2 separate regions of the Mus musculus genome follow, and region 2 is linked to region 1. A link is a contact called in ENCODE Hi-C or POLR2A ChIA-PET data. All regions are on one chromosome and are shown on one strand. Each heading gives the region's core, a stretch centred on a gene start or an enhancer-like site at or near the end of the contact. The rest is flanking DNA. Distances are from core to core; before and after follow the strand shown. Region 1 holds the start of Zfp580 (zinc finger protein 580). Region 2 holds the start of Galp (galanin-like peptide).

Region 1 (3,949 bases), core at 1,044-3,543:
AGGCCACACCTCCTTTAACAGAGAAACATATCAGGACATGATATGTCTGACTTTGAGAGGGAGAGAGGTGGTGGTTGGGACAAGTGAGGACATTAGAGGGGTTAGACTGATGTCTGGTAGACTTTATCATGACCATGTCCCAGCTAGGTGGCAGGGTGTCTCCTCTGTGTTGTGGGGAATCAGATCCAGAGCTTTGGGGATGCTAAGCCACCCGGCAGTAGCTTTTTTAAAAGTTATTTTATGTATATTGGTGTTTCTGCCTACTCGGATGTTTGTAGACATGTATGCCTGTTACAGGAGACAGAAGATGGTGTGGGCTCCCCTGGAATTGGATTTATAAATGGTTGTTAAGCTGGGTGCTGGGAATGGAACCTGGGGCTTTTACTAGAGCAGCCAGTGCTCTTAACTGCTGAAGCATGGCTCCAGCTCCATCCAGAAGTATCTTTTCAGGGAGAGGTGGGATTTACTATCTGATCAAATTTACTCATTCACTAACTGATATTTTGTTTTGTGTCTCTGCCCTCTTCTTGGCTTAGGTTTTGAAATTCATTTATTTATGTGTGATCGTGTACATGCATGTGGCAGTCAGAAGGCAACTTTCTAGAGTTGGTTCTTTTCTTCCACCACGTGGTCATCTGGGTTTGAACTCCTTTGCCCTTGTAGAGGACCTGGGTTTGACTTATAGCACCCACAAGGTGGTTCACAAACACTCTAACTCCAGTTCTAGGGAATCCGATTGCTGTCTTCTGACCTCCAAGGACACCAAGTACACATGTGTATATGCCTACAGGCCACCAAAACACTTACATACATTTTTTTTTAAAGGAGAGAGAGAATTCAAGGTTATCTTAGGCTGCATAGTCAGGCTAGGCTTCTTGAGATCATGTCTCAAGAAATAAAAATACAGTTTATATAGCTGTCTCCTGGGGCAAATCTAAATTAAGGAATGAATACGTTCCATACTTCAGGGCCTCAGAAGCACTAGTGCTCAATAGCTTCATGTATCCACTGTCACGCCTCATAGAAATTATAGCATTTGTTACCGATGGAAAGATGTTGGATAATTCTTCAAGGGGTAGTCCACTCTTTGGGTGGGTGGGTGGGTGGGGTCCTTGCACTGGGCGCCTAACCCTCCTCTCCCTTGGCTATGTCCAGCTGTTGCCCCCTCCCAACTCCCAGTACGTGGATCTAGGACTTAGCCTTAGATGGGTCCTAACCTCCTGTAATTGCATCTCATACCAGAGTGCATTTTACAAATACAAAGTGTCTTCACTGGCCCAGGCTACTGCATCAAAACTGGATGCTCAGACCCTCCTTGAAGAGCCCTGCGCGCCAGCTACCATAGGCAGTGGGTGCTGGTGACTTCAGCAGCACTCTTTTCCATTCCAAAGAACCAGCTTCCTTGCCTGTGTATACGACAATGCCTGGCTTTCTCTGAGCCTCAGCTTCCCCATGTATTCCATAGTAAGTCTAAACTTCCCCATGCCCGTACCTAGGAATGGCTGGTCTCCTCTGGAGACCTTACTTTCCCCTGCTGGGTCACTGGCAAGAATCACAGCTGCTCTCCATCCTTGTTTTCAGATGCGATTTCATGTAGCCCAGGCCGGCCTCCAACTCAATATATTGGAGAAGATAACCTTGAACTTCTGATTCTTCTGTTTCAACCAGTTTTATGCAGTGCTGGGGATCAAACCAAGAGTGCATGTTAGGTAAACCCTGTCCCCATTTTTATACCTAGCAAGCATGCTCCAGTTTTCAGATTCCCCATATGCTCTGCGGGGAAATAGTACATTTTCCTTTCTGGGTCAACATCTGGTCGTCCCCAGTCTCTGTTTCCCCGTATGTTCAGTGGAGCATATATACTTTACGGGATCTGGCAACGTCTTCTTTGGACATTGATTCCCCCATTTATGAGACGTGAGGATTGTGACCCTGCTAAATCAGAACAGAGATCGGGCTTCTGGACCTCTGTCTCTCCATTTGCTCATCCAACAGAAACACCCCTTCTCTAACCCGCTGGTTTTGCCTAAGCGGAAAGGGGAGGCAGGGTGGAAAGACGACAAGCTGTAAATTTCAATTCTTTATGGGGCGCTTACTAGACTTCACAGTATCTAGCTTTTTACGGGTCACTCAAAGCAAAGGAATGGCTCTTGTGAATGGCACGCAGCTGGAAACTGTCCTTTTGCAGGTCCTTCTCGTTGGCCAAGCGCCACCCCCACCCCTTGCGCTCTCCCTTTACAGCTGCAGACTCCAGCCTCGGAACCTTCGTGTGTGTAGCGGGCGTTTCTGAACGGTGCTCTTTCTCAGGGACGCCGTCGCCCCTCGCGCCCCTGCGCCCCCCGACCCGCGTCCCCGGCGCCGCCGGCCCGGAGCTGCCCGGAAGCTCGCTCCTACCGCGGCGCTCGTCAGGGCAAGCCCGGGTCCGTCCGGGACCTCGGCCCCGTTCTCCCCCGGACCCGAGAGGCTGCTGCACCGGGTACGGGGGCCGGGATGGAGGGAGGAGCCTGGCTTGGGCAGGGCGCGAGGCCGGCAGGTCTCTGGGTGTGGGTCGGAGCGGTGAGGCGACGAAAGCGACACTCAGAGCCTGAGAGAGGGGCGTCGGGAGGCCAAAGCTCCTTATGGAAGCCAGGGGAGTAGGAAGGCCGTAGGGGATATAACGGGACAGGGTGGTTTAGAGGACCAGGGCTGCTAGAGGTCCCCAGACGAGGGGCTATGCATCAAATAACCCGGGAGGTGAAGAGGGACCAGAGATGCCAGCTGTATCTAGAGAGGAGGGGCCAAGGTTAGGGGTAGCTGTGCGGGAACAAGAAACCAGAAGGTCTATGACTGCGAGTTGGAAGATGCTCCAAGGTGGTGGCGGCGATGGAGAGAGAAACCGAAGATGTCAGGATACTTTGTGGGTGGAGACGGTGGTGAATAAAATATAACAAGATGGGGGCGCATATTGGAGGCAGTCAGTTGAGAATGAAGTACAGACGATGGCTTTCCTCGAGTGGAAAGAGAATGGCAAAACCTTTAAGTGCAGAGTGTGGGGATGACATAAAAGAGCCTTGAATGGAAAGTGGGGAATTGGGTTAGTGGGACTCTGGATAAGTATCTAGGGAGGAAACTTGAGGCGACGACAACTGTGGAGATTGGGGAGGCTCTGAGGGTATTGAGGGACCTGAGGGAAAGGACTAAATCAGAGATTGAGTAGAGCTCTGAGAAAAAGGAATGGGTAGATGGGAGAAAAATCTCGGAGGCCACTAGTCTCTAGAATGTGAGATTAGAAAGGACCTAAACTGAGAAGGAAAGAAATGGACTTGGAGATTGATTTCGGTGGGTGGAGGTGAGGGAAGGGAATCCGAAGGATGTCTGAGGTTATGACCTGAGTCGGTGGAGCGGGGTGTTGCTAAGCCCTGGTGTAGGAGTCCCGGAGATGGGGACTGGAGTCACTTCTTACTTTGTAGGGAGGTAGGTCAGTAGCACAGTCTGGCAGGGAGTGGTATCATCTTCCTTTTTAGGATTTTTTTTTTTTCCTGAAAGGAAGAGAGGATCTTAACTTCTCTTCCCTCCGCCGCTCCCAGCTGCCGCTCCAGATGCTGCTGCTGCCGCCGCGGCCACCCCACCCTCGGTCCTCCTCTCCGGAGGTCATGGACCCACCGCCCCCCAAGACTCCCCCTTTTCCCAAGGCGGAAGGCCCCTCCTCCACTTCTTCCTCGGTGGCGGGGCCGCGGCCACCGCGGCTGGGCCGCCATCTGCTCATCGACGCCAACGGGGTCCCCTACACGTACACGGTGCAGCTGGAGGAGGAACCTCGGGGCCCGCCGCAGCGCGAGGCGACCCCGGGAGAGCCAGGTCCTCGCAAGGGCTATAGCTGCCCAGAGTGCGCTCGTGTCTTTGCGAGCCCTCTGCGGCTGCAGAGCCACCGTGTGTCGCACTCGGACCTCAAGCCCTTTACTTGTGGTGC
Region 2 (3,984 bases), core at 142-2,641, 1.1 Mb after region 1:
CTCATTGGGGGAGTGTGCTAGCCATCAAGGCAGTGAGATAGCTCATTGGGGGAGTGTGCTAGCCATCAAGGCAGTGAGATAGCTCATTGGGGGAGTGTGCTAGCCATCAAGGCAGATGACCTGACTTTAATACCCAGGACTCATATGATGGGTTGTCCTCTGACCTCCACACGTGTGTTATGGCATATGATTACCACAAATAAATAAATAAGTGATGGAATTTTAGAGAATATATGTGTGCGCATGGGTGAGTGTACCTGTATGCACACACAAAGGCCACAAGAGGGTGCTGTGTGTCCCTTCTCACCACTCTCCACATAAGCCTTTGAGGTAGCATCTCTCCTAGAACCCAGGACTCATTCTTTTTCTTGGTTAGGCTGGTGATCTGCCTGTTTCTGTCTATCCACCCCTTGTCCCAAATTGAAGCAGGGAATATAGGAGGATATAGGACATCTGGCTTGTTACATGGATCCTGGGGTCCAAATTCCTTGGACCTCGTGATTGTGCAGCAAACACACTTAACATCTGTGCCACCTCTCCAGTCCCTTATTTTGTTCCGTGGTTGGTTGAGTCAGGGGTTCACTAAAGACCAGACTGGCCTGGAACTCATGAGCCTCCAGCCTCAGTCCCCAAAGTGCTGGGATTACATGTGTGCGCAAGCCTTCCGGGCTGAGAGGTGGTGACGCACACCTTTAATCCAGGCAGTCAGAAAGCAGCAGCAGGTGGATCTCTGTGAGTTCAAGGCCAGTCTGGTCTACAGAAGGAGTTTCAGGACAGCTGGCACTACACAAAACTCTGTCCTGGAAAACAAACAAAAAGAACAACCACAAAAAATAACTATGAGCTTTCAAAGTCAGCTCCAGGAGCCATTTTTAGAATGAGGTTCATGGAGAAAGGAAACACTGAGAAACACAGACAGACAGACAGATGTACACATGCATGTGCACGCATGTACACACACACACACACAAAGAAGAAAGGACCTTTATTATACATGCAACAGAAGACACAGGTCAAACTAGGTGTGATAATAGCTATTATAAAACTTGGAGGTGTAGGAGAATCAAGAGTTCAAAGTCATCCTCTGCTGAAACTGGAGTTGAGGCTAGCCTAGGCTACAGATACCCTATGTCAAAACAAGAACAACAAAGAAACACAAGGGGATCTGAGATGGCTCATTAGGTAAGGTACTTGATGGCAAGCTGTCACGACAAATTGAGTTCCATTCCTGGGACCTACGTGGCTGAAGGAGGAAACCAATACTCACAAGTTATTCTCTGACCCCCAGCACACACACACACACACACACACACACACGATGAAAACAAAACAAACAAACAAACAGAAAACCACAAAACACAGGTTAGAGAGACCATAAAGAGGCAGTGAAGGAAAGACAGTCTCAAATCAAGGACCTGCCAGCAATGGCTGTGGCAGAGAAATGTTTTCTGCCACAAGGCACCTTTGTCTGACCTCACACTCCAGTTAAGGAACTCTGAAGTGGATGAGTCGTCCTCTCTGCCTCCATCCTCACTAGCCCGCCCACCCTTGTCTCTCTCCCTAACCTCCTCATTCTCCTCAGAAGCTCACAAACCAGGATCCCCGCTGCTGCTGAGAGCCGCCCAGCCCAGCCGGTGCTGCCAGCTCCACACAGGTTAGAGCCTGGGCTGGAGGGAGGGGAGGCTGGGGGATCTGACAGCAGTGATGGTAAAAGCATCTCAGAGACTGGCAGGGCCATGACAGGATGGGGCAGTAGGGAAGATGGGGCATCGAGCATGGGTCGGTAGGAAGGTATGCACAGAGAAGCAGAGAGGAGGAGCGTGGGTATGGTCAAATTCCACGTGCGTGGTAGTGGGTCTGAGAAACATGGGTAAAGGTGGATAGAGGAATATTTTGCTTGCTTCCTTGATTTTTTTTCCTTTTTATTACATTAGTTACTAATTTGGGGTGTGTGTGTGCTCACTTATGTCCCACAGCACGACTGTGGAGCTCAGAAGACGACTCGTAGGGATCAGTTCCCTCCCTATACCTCTGCAGCTCCTGGGAATTGAACTCAGGTCCATCAGGCTTGGCAGCAAGCACCTTCACCTGCTTAGCTGACCTCTGTTTTTCAGGCAGGATCTTATGTAGTCCAGGATGGCTTCAAATTTGCTCCATGGAAGAAAATGACCTTGAATTTCTAATCCTCCTGCCTCTGCCTCTGGAGTGTTGGGGTTATGGGTGTACAACACCACCATACCTGACTCTGGAGAGCCTTATGCTGTTTTTTTTTTTTTTTCTGGTCTCAGTGTTCTATCAGTAAGCTGTCTATACCACACATTGCAAACCCATGGATTCAAATAATCAAAAATTAAAAATAACCAGGGAAAGCTAGTTAAATGGCTAAACTGGTGAAGGTGGTTGGAGCTAACCCCAATGACCTGGAATTTGATTCCTAGGAGTGGGAGGGGGAGCTGTCCTCCAAACATGGACATTTTTCTTATGTTTCCTTAAGGACACAATGTTGCATTATTTACAGGGGATTTTTTATTTTCAATGTTCTAGGCGACACTGCCCAGAGGCAATCTAAGTATATAGGAGGGGGCTGGAGAGGTGGCTTGGCAGTTAAACACAATGGCTGTTCTTGCAGACGACCTGGGCTCCGTTTCCAGTACCCACATCAAGCAGCTCACAGTCAATTGTAATTTTAGTTCTAGAGGCTCTGACCCCTGTCCCTAGGGCAGAGGTGCAGAGGTTCTATGCAAAAGGGTCTAGAAGAATGGCAGATGTGGGTATCCGTGGGGAAGGGTCTCATGAGTACTGAAGACAGGTGTACATACTTGTACATTTTCTCTCAACCAACTCTCTCGTTTCCTTCCTTCCCCTCCTGCTTTCCTACTTACTTCTGAGTGCTGCCTGTGTAGAGGTCAGAGGACAACCTGAGGTGTTGAAACTCACCCTTTGCCTTGTTGTGGGCAGGGTCTCTTGTTTGCAGCTATGGAGCTGTGAACACCAGGGGAACTGGCTGTGAGCCTCAGGGCACTTTCCTGACTTCCCCCTCCATCCATCTCAGTGCAGGACAACTGGAATCCAGATGCACATCCCTGCAACTTGCTGCTACATGAGTCCTGGGGCCTCAAGCTTGCCAAGTGAACACTTTGTTTATTCACTAAACCATCTCCCCATTCTACATGCGCTTTGTTTTTGTTTTCTCTCTCTTCTCCTTCCCTCCCTCTCTCCCTTCTATTCCCTCCTTCCCTCCTTACCTAAGATTTATTTAATTTATTTTATTTTATGTGCATGTATGTCTGCATGCCTGCCAAGGCCAGAAGGTGATACAGGATTCCCTAGAACTGGAGTCAGAAGACATTGTGAGCTACCTGGTGTAGGTTCTGGGACAGAACCCAGGTTTTTCACAATAGTAGCAAATATTTTTGTTTTCTTTCTTTCTTTCTTTCTTTCTTTCTTTCTTTCTTTCTTTCTTCCTTCCTTCCTTCCTTCCTTCCTTCCTTCCTTTCTTTCTTCCTTTCTTTCTTTCTTTCTTCCCTTCATCCCTTCCTTCCTTCCTCTTCCTCCTCCTCCTCCTCCTCCTCCTCCTCCTCCTCCTCCTCCTCCTCCTCCTCCTCCTCCTTCTTCTTCTTCTTCTTCTTCTGGTTTTTTTGGGACAAGGTTTCTCTGTATAGCCCTGGCTGTCCTGGAACGCACTGTGTAGAAGAGCAGGCTGGCCTAGAACTCAAAAATCTGCCTGCCTCTGCCTCCCAAGTGCTGGGATTAAAAGCGTGCGCCACCACTGCCCAGCTTTTTTTCTTTTTCTTTTCTTTTCTTTTCTTTTTTTTAAGTTTGTTTGTTTGTTTATTTATTTATTTATTTATTATATGTAAGTACACTGTAGCTATCTTCAGACACTCCAGAAGAGGGCATCAGATTCTGTTACAGATGGTTGTGAGCCACCATGTGGTTGCTGGGATTTGAACTCAGGACCTTTGGAAGAGCAGTCGGCACTCT

The links. Hi-C counts contacts between places; a loop is a spot of excess contacts on that map. ChIA-PET counts read pairs that join two places held with the same protein, here RNA polymerase II (POLR2A).
Region 2: a loop to region 1 is called in a map of v-Abl transformed pro-B cells, with 3 times the contacts of the local background. The contact joins the promoter of Galp here to the promoter of Zfp580 in region 1. A Hi-C loop is called at or near these places in 2 of 37 maps with a recorded cell type or tissue (both v-Abl transformed pro-B cells). POLR2A ChIA-PET finds 5 or more read pairs at or near these places in 1 of 5 experiments (embryonic stem cell).

What each region holds. Positions count from the first base shown.
Region 1 is chr7:5,049,239-5,053,187 of GRCm38, forward strand. It overlaps Zfp580 (zinc finger protein 580), which reads left to right and starts at 2,294. Exons shown (of 2, transcript NM_026900.1): 1 at 2,294-2,476; 2 at 3,567-3,949. The coding sequence starts at 3,579. Gm15510 (predicted gene 15510) reads right to left here. Exons shown (of 4, transcript NR_166619.1): 2 at 1,493-1,680.
Region 2 is chr7:6,195,699-6,199,682 of GRCm38, forward strand. It overlaps Galp (galanin-like peptide), which reads left to right and starts at 1,392. Exons shown (of 6, transcript NM_178028.2): 1 at 1,392-1,654.